Linked DNA regions of Mus musculus: all the other regions are linked to region 2. The links are chromatin loops, found by intact Hi-C in ENCODE. Cell type or tissue: heart. All regions are shown on one strand. Each heading gives the region's core, and the rest is flanking DNA. Links, peaks and the distances in the headings are about the cores only.

Region 1 (4,654 bases), core at 249-4,248, 220 kb before region 2:
AGAAATGTTAAAATTATATTGGGAAGATTTGACACGTACTGTTTTGTGTAATTGTCCTGATGACCCGCTAGGCAAGGACAGTGCTGTGCCTCGTAGAGGTGACTCCCATCCAGTTTTCTGTTGACTCCTTACTGCTTCTGTTCTTTGACCACAGCCTGTGTCTTCTCCTTCCTCCTTGTCTGTCCCCTCCACCCTACCTCCCTCCTGCAGATCAAGGATCTTCAGCTGGTCCTGGCCGAGGCCCACGACAGCCTCCGGGGCTTGCAAGAGCAGCTGTCCCAGGAGCGGCAGCTCCGGAAGGAGGAGGCTGACAGCTTCAACCAGAAAATGGTCCAGGTGGGTTTGTACCACAGGTTTGTGTTTTTTGTTTTTTTACTGACTATAGCTTGTCTCAGAAGGGAAGGTAAAGGGGCCATGGGATAGCTCTTTGGTAGAACACTTGACCAGCGCGTGAGAAGCTCTGGGTTCTGTTCCCAGCATAGGAAGAAATCAAACACTACTAAAAAGAAGGGGACAACACTGGGGAAACCCAAGCTTCCCCACCCCTGCGCTCTGCCAGTTTGTGGTTGTCAGCAGCTACACTGAGCTGGAGCCAATCACATGGTAATAGTTTTCTGGGTGACGGTGAGCCTGCTTAATATTTCTGGGTCTTGCTTGGTTGTGTTTGTTTGAGAAAGGGTTTCTCCGTGTAGCCCTGGTTATCCACTTGATATGTTGACTGGGTTGATTTTAACTCACAGAAATCCTCCTGCTTCTGTCTCCCGGGTGCTGGGATTAAAGACATACAGCACCACGCCTGTCTCTGTTTCATGTCTTTTTTTAAAAAAATTTTTTTTAAAGAATTTTTACTTTTAATTACATGTAGATGTGTATGTAAATGTGCATGCCTGTGTAGGTATGTGTGTATGTATGTGTATATATATATATATATGCATGTTTGTGTAAGTGTATGTGCATAGATGCATGTCTGTGTAGGTGTCTGCAGAAACCAGAAGTGTCAGGTTTCCTTTGATCTGCCTAATGTGGGTGCTAGGAATTGAATCCGGGTCCTAGTACTCTTAACCACTGAGCCATTTCTCCAGCTCTTGTTTCATCTCTTGGCCTCAGTTTCCTGTCTGTGAAATGGTGCCCGTATCAAACCTGGCTGTGGATCAGATCTATAATAGCATTTCTTTCTTTAAAAAAAAAAGATTCATTTTATTTTATATATATGAGTACACTGTAGCGGTCTTCAGACACACCAGAAGAGGGCATCAGATCTCATTACAGATGGTGGTGAGCCACCGTGTGGGTGCTGGGAATTGAACACAGGACCTCTGGAAGAGCAGTCAGTGCTTTTAACCGCTGAGCCATCTCTCCAGCCCCTGTAATAACATTTCTTTTCTTTTCTTTTCTTTTCTTTTCTTTTCTTTTCTTTTCTTTTCTTTTCTTTTCTTTTCTTTTCTTTTCTTTTCTTTTCCTTTCTTTCTTTCTTTCTTTCTTTCTTTCTTTCTTTCTTTCTTTCTTTCTTTCTTTCTCTTCTTTCGAGACAGGGTTTCTCTGTGTAGCCCTGGCTGTCCTGGAACTCACTTTGTAGACCAGGCTGGCCTCGAACTCAGAAGTCCCCCTGCCTCTGCCTCCTGAGTGCTGGGATTAAAGGTGTATGCCACCATACCCGGCTATAACATTTCTTAAACCTTAATGTTGAGGCTGGTGAGATGGGTAAAGACACTTGCCACCAAGCCTCACAACTTGGGTTTGATCCCCAGGACCCACACAGGGAGAGAGAGCTAACCTGCCTGAGTCTTCTGACCAGCACACACATGCCACGGCAGCCATGCCCACCCATACACATACAAAACAGTAAGAGAGTGTAAAAATTAAAAAGCACCTCATTGGACGGCCCGTGGAACCCACCGTGAACACATGATAGCCTGCAGGCCTCATACTCCTCCCTTATAAGATACCCTCACTTTACCGATTGGTGGTGCGTGGTAGGATGAACTGAAGAGGCAGGCAGACTGCAGACAGGAGCACAGAGCAGTCCAGTCGTGCTTTGCTCAGAGCTGTACATCCCAGGCTCCCTTAGCTGTGAACCAGTGTTACTTACTCCCTGGGGTGCTTCTTGTTTCTCAGCCTTCTTTAACCCAGCATGCCTTGCTCTGCACCCACCCTCTCTCTGCCGTCCCCACTCACCAGTGTGAGCACGTGGGAAACACCTGCTGCTCTGTGGGTGCTCAGAGTATGGTGTCCAGAGATCGTTCCTCAGGCTGTTTGCTCAGGGTTTTGAGATGGGATCCCTCCCTGGCACCTGGGCTCACCTATGAGACTACGCTGGGCGGCTGAGCTTTCATAGGTGGGTTCTGGAGAGTGAACTCTGGTCTTTGTGCTTGTCTAGAGGGCACTTTAGTGACTGCTCTCTCCAGCCCACTGCTGCTGCTTGTGAGAGTTCTTCTTCCCAGGATACAATGGGCTGCTGGTAGTAGAAGCCCTGGCGGGGGGTCCCCAGTAGGCACTTGCCATCAGTGTTCCCCTCTACCCTTGTCTGGTTCTGCAATCAACTGGGGCCTCCCTTGCTCACCCCTGTCAATGACAGCTGAAGGAAGACCAGCAGAGGGCGCTGCTGAGACGGGAGTTTGAGCTGCAGAGTCTGAGCCTCCAGCGGCGACTGGAGCAGAAGTTCTGGAGCCAAGAGAAGAACATCCTGGTGCAGGAGTCCCAGCAGTTCAAGCACAACTTTCTGCTGCTCTTCATGAAGCTCCGGTGGTTCCTGAAGCGCTGGCGGCAGGGCAAGGTTCTGCCCAGCGAAGAGGATGACTTCCTGGAGGTATGGCTGAGCATAGCCTTAGCGCGGGGCTGGAAGAATGGGAGCGTGGCACCTGAGTTCTGCCTCTTGTCCCTAACAGTACCTGGTTGGGAGTAGGTCACATGCTATCTGGACTGCTTGCCGCCGGGGTCTCCCGGTTTGTTGAATGTGGTTTCTCAAACCAGGTGAACAGCATGAAGGAACTGTACCTGCTGATGGAGGAAGAGGAGATGAACGCCCAGCACTCGGATAACAAGGCCTGCACAGGGGAGAGCTGGACCCAGAACACGGTGTGTTTAACCCCTTCGGGTCCTACCTTAACTGTGTGTAACTCGTTCATTAATGAGCGCTTCCTGCTATCTTCTCAGCCCTGACAGGACACAGGGTCTGTGGATGCTTATTGCTTGGATTCTGGCCCACCAGTTTCTCAGTGCTAGGGGGACATGCCAGGGTAGTGACAGAAGGCCAATGTCACAAGTAAGGGAAGCAGTTCGCCCGTTTGTTTTATAGGAAACAGTGTTAGAGAATGGGGGTCCCGTGTCCGTGCGTTTCCATGGATGAATAGGGGCTTGTCCAATTCAGAATAGGGAAAAAAGGCCATATTGAACCCAGAGGACAGCATGTGCTGAGGTGTGGCAAGATGTGCTGGAGTGCTGCTGGCCAGTGGGACATTGTGGGAGGGTGAGGATATACCAGGCCAGGGACATACGAAGAGAGACCTTAAGTAAGAACTGTCAAATCAAGCCACAGGTTGGAGAGGGCGGTGGAGTCACCCCCTAGGGTTCTATAGTGAGCTAGAGTGAGGGCGAGCAGTGTGAAAGGCACCAGGAAAGAGGTTTGGGATCCAGTCTGGCGCCATTTGAGGGACATCAGTCAGAGAGGAGAGACCTGCAGCCTGGAGCCCGCTAAGCCTAGGTGAGGTTGTTTCTCTGCGTTTGGGCAGAGTAGCTGCTCCTGGAATAGACTTCATTGTGTATGAGACTTGCTGCTCAGCTGAGCTATTTAGGACAGGCCTTCAGCCCCATTTTACTGGTGAGAGGACCTGAGGAGAGCTCTCTGGAGCTGGTAGGGCCCCAGCTGGACTCCTGGGTGAGTCTGCTATGCCAGGGCTGCCCTTTCTGCCTTCATAAAGTTCCTGACCAGGCCTTACTCTGCCGGCAGCCTAATGAGTGCATCAAGACCCTGGCCGACATGAAGGTCACCCTGAAGGAGCTGTGCTGGCTGCTCCAGGACGAGCGTCGGGGTCTGACTGAACTTCAGCAGCAGTTCGCAAAGGCCAAGGCCACCTGGGAGACAGAGCGTGCAGAGCTCAAGGGCCACGCCTCGCAGGTAAGCCTCCCTGCTTGTTAGGGACGGTCCCTTCCTTTTTCCCGGCCCAGCTCTAGACAGGCAGGTCTCGGAGGAGGATGCTAAGGATGCACAGGGTCCCCTGCACCTCACCGTGTGCCCCAGAGAGATTGACAGGAATGTAGGCTGCACTGTGGACTCACAGAACGCTTCCACGCCAGCCTGCGCGTCATATCCTGCATGGCTCCTAATAGACCGGACTAGGGTGTTGAGAGGGTGAAGAAAAGACAGACAGACACAAGGATACACAGATAGCTGGGATCAGGCGATCTGGACTCTCTATGGAGCTCTGGAAACTCAGCCTATTTACCATGAAGTTGGTGGTCATTAATGCAGATAACCCGGGTGGTGGGGATTATGGTGTACCACAGTATCAGGGGACAAGCTCAGCAAATCTGAGCAGGAGCGCTCTGTAGGGGAGCTGTCTCCAGGCTGCGAATGTTGGAGGGGGCTGCTGTGGCGGACATCTTCATACACTAATAACATCGCCCACACACAGAGGAAGGCTTTGCCGTTTCCCTC
Region 2 (4,654 bases), core at 474-4,473:
TTGTGGCCGCTGGCAGTAATTGGGCCATCTTGGAGCACAGCCTCGCTGTCCTCTGTGTACCCAGGTAGCTGACTAAGCTTGGGGACAGGACTCCTGCCACCTGTGTAAGTGCCCCTGGGCAGAGGTCTTTCTTCTCAAGGGACAGTCAAATGTGCTTCCTCTTTGCATGGCTTTGAGCCTGCCTTGATTGGGCTTTTGCCAGTTCCTGAGATGCCCTCAAGGCATCCTTTTCTCATTTTTATTAGCATTTATTAATTGTACAAAGTAATGGGTCTCATTATGACATTTTATACATGTGTATAATAGTCTGTGGTCATCTTCCATCCCTTATTATCATATTCTGGTCCCCCAAGGCATCTTTTCTATTGCCTTGGTGCAAAGCACTTGACTTTTTTTTTTTTTTTTTAATGGCAGGGTTTCTCTGTGTATCCCTGGCTGTCTTGGAACTCACTCTGAAGACCATGCTAGCCTCAAACTCAGAGATCCACCAGTTTCTGCCTACTGAGTGCTAGGATTAAAGGTGCGTGCCACCACGGCCCAACATACGTGATCTCTTTTTACAATAAAATATGTATTATTACTTTATTAGTATGAGTGTTTTGCTTGTGTGTATGTCTGTGTACTACAGTTCTGCCTGGTGCCTGTGGAGGCCAGAAGAGAGCACTGGAGTCTCTCTTCACTGAAGTGAAGTCACTGAAGTGGTTGTGAGCTGGGGATTGGACTTGAGTCCTCTGGAGAGCAGCCAGTGCTCTTAGCTGGAACCATCTCTTCAAACTTGGCTTCCTTGTAACACTCCACCATCAGTCAGTCCTTGCCCCAACTTACACAGGTGTTTCTGACTAAATGACGTGTGTGTGTGTGTGTGTGTGTGTGTGTGTGTGTGTGCGCGCGCGCGCGCGCACCTGTTCTGCTCTTTTTGTTCCTTTTTTTTTTTTATGTATATGAGTACACCATTACTCTCTGTAGGCACACCAGGAGAGGGCATCAGATCCCATTACAGATGGTTGTGAGCCACCATGTTGTTGCTGGGAATTGAAGTCAGGACCTCTGGAAGAGCAGTCGGTGCTCTTAACCGCTGAGCCATCTCTCTAGCTCCTTTGTTCCTTATTCTTACTGTAGACCTGGGTGACAACAGCTAACAGTGCTGCTACAGCCAGAATGCTGGGTTGACTTGAAATATTCATCAGATTCAGCCCCTTACCTTCGAACTCAGCCTCCTACAAAGTCTCAGCGCGGGGACAAATGTCGGACGCCTGCAGCATTGTCTGGCTTCCCTGGCTCTCCACTTCAGCTTTCTCACGTTCTCACCTCAAATCTGTTCGGAAGGTTTCTGGCCCACGTGATCAGATCTTCGAGTAGTGTGTTTGCTGCGTCTTAACGTCTGTCATTCTGTTAGTTACACTTGGTGTCACTTTGCCAAAGTACTTGACGTGAACAGCTCAGGAAGGGAAAGACGCGTTTATGTACAGGATGCCGCAGATCTCAATTCATAGGCCCCAGCTCTGATTCCCCAGCGCCTTGGGGAAAAGGAACTGGTACGTGAGGGTGGGGGCGGGGGGGGGGGGGCATGTGGCAGACTCTCACCTCCTGTCAGACTCTGGGCCAGGAGAATTTCTGATGGGATGCTAGGAGCCCTTGCTAAACGAACTGGGTAGGGGTCCTGGTTAGAAGGAGGGCCAAGTGGAGGCCTCAGACGCCATTCTCAAGCATCTGGGCTGAGTGGGGAAGTTTGGTCAGGCACAAGGGCCTTGGGAGGAAGCCTGACTTCCTCCCTCAACCTCTGCAGATGCCATCTTCTCCCAGAACCCTCAGTGGTTATTGGGTTCTTGAGGGTTCCTTCGGCCTGTGGCCACTGGGGCCTTAGATAGCATCCTGGCTTTTTAGATAGACCACAAGTTCTGAAGAGGAAGCAACATCCCAGCTGGGAATTCTGGGACCTAGGTCTCCAGTTTATGCAGTGTCCTTGGGTGGCCCCTAGTGGCAAGATATGGTAACACTTTGTGTTTTTGAGGCAGGGTCTCATGTAGCCCTGGCTGTCTTTGAACTCTTTCTTGCTCCTCTCAGGTACTGGGATTAAAGGTGTCTTCCTCCACGTCCTGCTTAGCTGAATTGAATGCGTCTCCATTCGCCAGCAAATCCAGTATGTACTTGTGCACCAGATGTCTTAATTAGGTTTTACTGCTGTGAACAGACACCATGACCAAGGCAACTCTTATAAGGACAACATTTAATTGGGACTGCCTTATAGGTTCAGAGGTTCAGTCCAGTATCATCATGGTGGGAATATGGCAGCATCCAGACAGGTGGAGGCAGAGCTGAGAGTTCTACATCTTCATCTGAAGGCAGCTAGTGGAAGATTGACTTCTAGGAAGCTAGGACAAGGGTCTTAAAGCCCAAGCCCACAGTGACACACTTACTCCAACAAGGCCACACCTCTAAATAGTGCCACTCCCTGGGCTAAGCACATACAAACCATCACAGCAGGTTTTGTCGATACCTTTACTTTTTTTTTAATTACTTTATTTTAAATTAAGTGCGCATGTGTGGGTCTGTGCACATGCTGCCAGTGCCTTTGGAGGGTAGAGGAGGCAGCTGCTCCTGGGGCTGGAGTTAGAGGAATTGTGAGTGGCTCAATGTGTATGGGAGATGGGACTCGGATTCTGGTCTCTTCATTCTGGTCCTCTTCAATAGTAGTGTGTTCTCTCAACTGTTGAGCCATCTCTCCAGCCTTCTGATGCATTGCCTTTTATTTATTTTATTTTAATGGGTATGGATGGCTTGTCTGCTTGCACATCTATGCCCCACATGTGTGCCTGCTGCCTCAGAGGCCACAAAGAGGGCATCAGATTTCCCTGGAACTGGAGTTGCAGACAGTCATCAGTGCTACAAATTGAGCTCAGCTCCCGGAGGCACAGCCAGTGCTCTGACCGCTGAACCATCTCTCCAGCCCTGATACATTTACTGTGGATGCAAGCCCTAGATGGATATTCTTTCATGATTGCTTGCTTTGTTTATTTTTGGAGGTGAGGGTCTCACTTTGTAGCCCCAATCTGCCTGCCTCTACCCACTGAGTGCTGGGACCAAAGGTGTGCACCGCGCAGGCCCCGTGCGATGGCTGTTCCTGCCATCAACTTGATGTAACCGGAAAGAATACACCTCAGCTGAGGAAATGGCTCAATCATATGGGTCTGGGCAGACCTGTATGGCATTTTCTTGACGCTTGACTGACGCAGGAGGGTCTAGCCCGGTGTGAGTGTAAGCATGGAATAAGCATGCGTTCCTCCATGGCCTCTGCTTGGGTTCCTGCTCCAGGCTCCTACCTCAGCTTGCCTCTGTGACTGACTGCAACCTGTAAGTCAGATGATGACTCTCCTCTTCCCAAGTTTGCTTTGGTTAGTGTTTTATCCCAGCTCCAGAAAGCACACGAGGACATCTTGGTACTTTGCCTTTACTCCATGAGGTTTATCAGGATTTGCTTTCAACTGTATGCATGTGCATGTCCATGTATACATGTGTGTGTATACACACACACATACATATACACATATACATTTATACACACACATACACATATACATATATACACACACACACGTATATATATATATCTCCATATATACATATATATGGAGAGAAAGAGAGAGAGAGAGAGACTTATTTTGAGATGTGTACTGGATCTCATTGTGTAGCACAGGCTGGCATCCGTTGCTGGGATTACTGTTGTACCCGACCATGCCCAGCTTAATCTCCTAGATTGGATGCAGCTTCGCAGCTTCGGTGGTTTAGAATTATCTGAATTGGGGGCTGGAGAGATGGCTCAGAGGTTAAGAACACTGACTGCTCCTCCAGAGGTCCTGAGTTCAATTCCCAGCAACTACATGGTGGCTCACAACCATCTGTAATGGGATCCAAAGCCCTCTTCTGGTGTGTCTGAGGACAGCTACAGTGTACTCATATACCTAAAATAAATAATTCAAAAAAATAAAAAGAATTGTCTGAATTGAATTAAGCAAACTAATTTCTCTTATAAACCTATGGTCAACACTTTATAAACCCATTTAGTTTTGTTGTGTTTTGAGACAGAGCCTTTTTTTTTAAAGATTTATTTACTATTATACATAAGTACGCTGTAGCTGTCTTCAGAGATACCAGAAGAGGGCATCAGATCTTATTATGGGTGGTTTCGAGCCACCACATGGCTGCTGGGATTTGAATTCAGGTCCTCTGGAAAAAGCAGTCAGTGCTCTTACCCACCAAGCCATCTCGCCAGCCGGCCGAGACAGAGTCTTAACGATTGGCCTAGAACTCAAAGAGACCCACCTGCCTTTGCCTCCTGGGTGCTGGGGTTGAATGTGCACCACCACAGCCGGCTCCTCTCAGTATTGATAACAACTGTTCGAGGTACAGGGTGATATCTTGGGTTTATAGATGAAAGCTGAGCCTCACAAAGGCTAACTAACTTGCCCAAGACCAGTGGAGTGGCTCCGTGGTGGAGCACTTGCCCAGCATGCCCCAGGCCAGGGTGTTGATTGGCCAGTTAAGTTCTGTTAATGGTGGTGTTCCTCTGGCTTCAGGGTTCCATGTGACATCAGGAGGCACCTCGTGTGTTTGTGTAAGACGGCGAGGGTGGACCTGAGTGAAGGAACTGAGCTAG
Region 3 (4,654 bases), core at 249-4,248, 290 kb before region 2:
CACGGTGCCTCTGTAGATCCACGAGACAGCTAGGGGTCCCCCTCCCCTTTGTGTGCCCAGACTCAAGGTTAAGAAGTGGAAAGTTTTCTGCGAATATTTTTGTATTTTTGCCAGTCTATATTTTTTAAATCATTATGGTTTATTGTGGAGTTTTGTAGTCCTAATTTTGTACCATGGTATGTGGGAAACAAATCTGACCCATTTTCTGCCTTTGATGCTGTTTTCCTTGTGAGTACCTGTGTCGTTTACGAGACTGCATTAAAAATGGAGATTTTAACAGCTTAGTCTCTCGAGTTACTGAATACTGTCAGCTTGCTGTAAATAGAACCACAGGTTTAGTGACGGTGACATCAGTTGGGTAGGGGACAGCTGCCATAAAGCTTTCATGAGCGTTTCTATCCTGAAACTAGAGGCAAGCTCCTTAATCGCAGACTCTCATACCCTGCATGCCCGGTTTGGATTCCTGTACGAAGGAATATATTCTGTAGGGCCCACATAGATGCTTCTTGGTGTCACAGCATTGTGTGGGGTCTGCAGGACAGTAGTACGGACAAGGTCCCAGGTACTTGGTTTTCCTCACCAAAATAAAAGCAGGCTATAGCCGGCTCCTTTCCAGCAGAAGGCAGACCATGCACGGGAAGGGTATGGGGGCGTAAGCTCAAAGACTCTCGTGCCTGAAAACAAGCTCTTTCCTCTCAAGCCCCCTGGGTTCTGTCTACAGAGGTTCAGCCTCCGTCCAGATCTACATAATGTCCAAGCGTAGCTCTATGTCTGTCCTGTGAGATCAAGTGACAGATGTGTGAGCGCCTGACCCGTGGCTGGCCTTCAGCGGTGCCATTTGGGCTCCAGAAGAGACAACAGAGAGTGAATGATGCTTCTCTTTATTAGTTTTAGAAGTGGAACCCAGGCTCTTAAAGTAAAAGTAATCTCTCAAACACAAAAGAGAAGTGCGAGTGCGAGTGTGTGTGTGTGTGTGTGTGTGTGTGTGTGTGTGTGTGCGCGTGCGTGCCTGTGCATGTGTGTGCACACCGTGCATACACCCGACTTGACTTAATATGAATATGTTATGGGGGAGGGGTAGGATTTTTGCTTTGTTTGTTTTGTTTTTTGATCTTCTAGGGATTGTCAAATCCCATAAAGACAAATTGTATGCTTCTTCAGTCAATGTCTTTCACACCTTATAATCAGCTCTGCTGAAGAGCAGTGGCTGCCCCTGTTCTTGGGTTTTCAAGCCATAAGGAGGCTGGCTGAGAGCCACAGTCCACATGAGGGTTCTTCCCCATCCTGAGTTGGGCAGAATGGCTGCCCTGTGTGAGGAGGCCCGGGAGGCGTCAGCTCAGAACCCAGGCCTCCAGCTCCTTGATGCAGAACTGCTCCCTGCGGGCCAGCACTTCATTGTTGAAGGTCGCACAGGGGTAGCTTCCGCCATGGTACAGGTCTCCGTCCAGCCACAGCCCAAACTGGCCACTGAAGAGAGAGGGAACGAGCTCTGGAGACAGCTCTGTAGGTACAATGTCTGTTACTCGGGCACGAGGACCTGCCCCCAGCACCAACATAAAAAGCCAGATAACATAAAAACCCTAGCACAGGGAGGGCAGCACACGGGGCCTAGGCCGCTTCAATGATATGGTGGAGATGGACTGTGGAGGACATCTAGTGTCAGCCTCAGTTCTCCATATGCGTGTGCATGCACGCACACACGGGGAATCTCGGCACGGTTGTGCCATGTGCTAGGCCTCTGTGACTGGCTGCCATCACCACACGACCACTGTCCCTCCATCATGGCTGTTCTCATCCCTTCCAGCTCATCAGGATTTGGGGCCTCCTCATGTGCTCTCTAGCGTACAGGGCATTTTTTTAAACAAGCCATTGGTTTTAATAACTTACACAGTGGTCCAGCTATCACCTCAACCCTGTTTTAGAACATTCTCATCACATTTGAAAGAGAACCTGGGCTGGAAGCAGGAAGTGGATGGGTAATCAGCGATGGCCGATGTGCCCTGTGTCCTGCTGCCCCTCAGTGGAGCTGAGCTGATAGAGGAATGCTTTTATTTTTACCTTCAGGGTATAACTTAATGTGCTTCCACATAGGGCTCACCCCAGGGTGAGAACAACCTTTGTTTTTTCCTAACTCCCACGCCTGCCCCCAAACTCACAGACTGTGTTCTTAGCCAGATGCACATCTTCTATCAAGCCTTGTCCCATGGGACTCGGAACTCTGGGACTTCCCCATCTTGTGACTCCTCGTTCCCAGTCACGTCACACTAAGATGTCACTAAGCGTGTGATGGGGATGGGCTGGTTGAGTGTGGCCATCCAGGCATGAGACGTGGTGCTGATGCCAAAGGGCATTGCAGTCTGCCTGAGAGGAACACACCTTGCCCATTCTACCCTTGGGAAAGGGCCATGGGCCACCCCAGGATGTGGGGGACAGAGACACGCACCTTCCACTGCCCATCATCAGTGAGTCCAGGTCTCCTTTCACAAAAAAAGAGTTGTGCCCTGTCCACTTAAAGACCTGAGTGAAGAGGAAAAGGAAAAGCGGGGTCACCTCTGAGTGCTGTCGTTGCAGGCTGACTCCAAGCCACATGGTGGCAGTGTTGTGTAGGGACTGGAGGCTTCTGGACCCAATGAGTTCCAGGAAAGACTGGGCTGCCAGGCCTTAATATTTCCATTTCCTTGGTCTTCACCCCTTATGCCCTCTGCCACAGATCCCCTGCATCCTGGCAGTGCCAAATAAATGCTAACAATCAAACCTCCAAAGCTTCCTGCTTTCAAAGCTAGAAAGAGGGAGGCAGCTAGGCCTAGAGCTGGAATGGAACTGCCTTTAGACCACCCTATCTGACCTAAGACTCCCCGTGAACCCCTGTGAATTTCCGTCCCACTATCTAGGTCACAGCCTCCTCCTGATCTCATGCCATATACTTCCCACAACCCTCTCCATAGTGACCTGCGTGGCCCACCAACTTTAAATCACACTATATGTCTTCTACCTAAAGCCTTCTGGCACCCCTCCACTGTGAAGGAGACAGAATTCAGTCCTCCAGCCAGCGTGCACCTGCCCCCATCCTTGCTTTCCTCCGTGCCCTCTCCTCCCCTTAGGTACTGCACCTGAGCCACACTGGCCTTCCTTTTCACCAACACCTGAAGGTGCTCATGCCTTAGGGCCTCCCTACGTTCAGACCCGTCTGTCCACAGACCTCCCCAACCCAGGCTTTTCTCCCCAAGGGTCATTTCTTACCCTACAGCCTGAGTGCCATTGCAGAGAGCCCCTGATTGATTTCCCTAGGCATCTACTAGCTCTGAGACAGCTCCATTTGAGCAGTGCTCGCTCGCCTTGTCTGCCCCGCTACAATGTAGTTCTAGAACGCCCTGGGTGCCTTGCCACACTCATGAATTAAAAGGACGAAGACTAAAGAACCAAAATAGGCAATAAAGTTGCTTTTAAAGGGCCCCAAAGTCCAGTATGTTGCTTCCTGTAATTCGATGTCCCAATCACAAGGAACAACTCCTCTTCCCCAACCCCGGAAGAATAGAAAGGTAAAGGCCAGACTGTGAAGGGGTGCGAAGGGGTGCGATAAAGCTAAGGAGTCAGCACAAGAAGACGGGACTTCTGTATCAATTCTGCACTTCCTCTGCTGTCTTCAAGGACGTGTCCTTCTGATTGGAAAGAGCAAGATAAACATTGCTACGGAAGAAACTAAGACAAAGTTCCACGTGTTACTTGGAGTAGCAGTTACTTGTGCAATTACTGGGAACTCATAAAGAGCTCGGGCCAAGACACAGGCAAGAATCAAGTTTTTCAAAGTATGGGATGACCGTGACCCCCTGGAAGTAATGGATTTCATGTAATAATATTTTTTTTTAGCACTTATGCACCAGGCCCAGTTAGGCATTGGGTAGAACAGTAAAACACAATGAACAAAACAACTGCCTCGGAGACATGTAGAGGGAAGGCAGATAAAGGGCTAAGAAATGGTATGTTACATACGCTAGAAAGAGAAGTGACACTTGGAGGCAATAAGGATTTAGAGGGAATGGTCACTTAAAACAAGGTAGCCAGGGCAGTCACTGTGATGGGGACAGCAGGATAGTCCTGAGGCTGGTGTGTACGGATCCAGTGGAAGGGCTGCTGAGCAGAACAAAACGTGCGGAGGCCCTGGGTCAGGGTGGGCTTGGGTTTTTGCCTTCCAGTTTAGGCCGGCATTGCTGGGGCAAAGTGAGGGAAAAACAAATAACCAATATTAGAAAGAGGTTGGAGAAGAGTCATGGTATATGCACATCACGAGAAGAGCCACAGGGGAAGCAAGGGCAGTCATCAGAGAACCAAATCCCCGGCTCTGATGATAGCAAGCAGCCGGAGGCTCCAACAAGACGATGTTGGTTCAAGAGGAAAATGCTAGAGCTTTGGGCTTTTAGTATGAGCTGCAGGAAGGGTGACCAGCCTACAGCCTTGGGGACACCTTTGCCTTTCACCCAAGAAGGGAAAGTTCCTTGCCGCTGACAGAGGCAGAGAACAGGTATGTTCTGTTGTTAGCAAGGCCGTCCACACCCCTTTGACCATCTTGGTGGGAGACTTGATGACTGTGTGGCAGATGTATTTACTGCTGTCTGTGTGCTGGTGGGGAGACATCTAATAACAAACAAAAGCACCC

Evidence for each region. Peaks named below come from ENCODE experiments on the same cell type or tissue, not always from the same donor. Only the 100,000 strongest peaks of a DNase experiment are listed, where the experiment ranks them.
Region 1: it touches region 2 in a loop (2.5-fold over the local background); 5 of 42 quality-filtered maps call a loop at or near these places.
Region 3: a loop joins it to region 2, with 4 times the contacts of the local background. A loop is called at or near these places in 10 of 42 quality-filtered maps.

The regions. Positions count from the first base shown.
Region 1 is chr2:157,028,940-157,033,593 of GRCm38, reverse strand. Soga1 (suppressor of glucose, autophagy associated 1) reads left to right here. Exons shown (of 15, transcript NM_001164663.1): 7 at 211-336; 8 at 2,576-2,806; 9 at 2,971-3,075; 10 at 3,947-4,114. Among named protein-coding and RNA genes, the nearest start is that of Dsn1, 24 kb to the right of the region's middle. In heart, for the core only: a CTCF peak has its summit at 2,596 (motif pointing right); a DNase peak (open chromatin) is centred at 2,593.
Region 2 is chr2:156,806,995-156,811,648 of GRCm38, reverse strand. No RefSeq gene overlaps it. Among named protein-coding and RNA genes, the nearest start is that of Gm14230, 29 kb to the left of the region's middle. In heart, for the core only: a CTCF peak has its summit at 1,981 (motif pointing left); a DNase peak (open chromatin) is centred at 1,948; H3K27ac peaks cover 483 bases.
Region 3 is chr2:157,093,159-157,097,812 of GRCm38, reverse strand. It overlaps Tldc2 (TBC/LysM associated domain containing 2), which reads right to left. Exons shown (of 6, transcript NM_001177439.2): 5 at 2,444-2,517; 6 at 865-1,467. The coding sequence ends at 1,332. Samhd1 (SAM domain and HD domain, 1) reads left to right here. Exons shown (of 16, transcript NM_018851.4): 16 at 1-279. Among named protein-coding and RNA genes, the nearest start is that of Tldc2, 8.5 kb to the right of the region's middle. In heart, for the core only: a CTCF peak has its summit at 2,578 (motif pointing right); a DNase peak (open chromatin) is centred at 2,582; H3K27ac peaks cover 1,157 bases.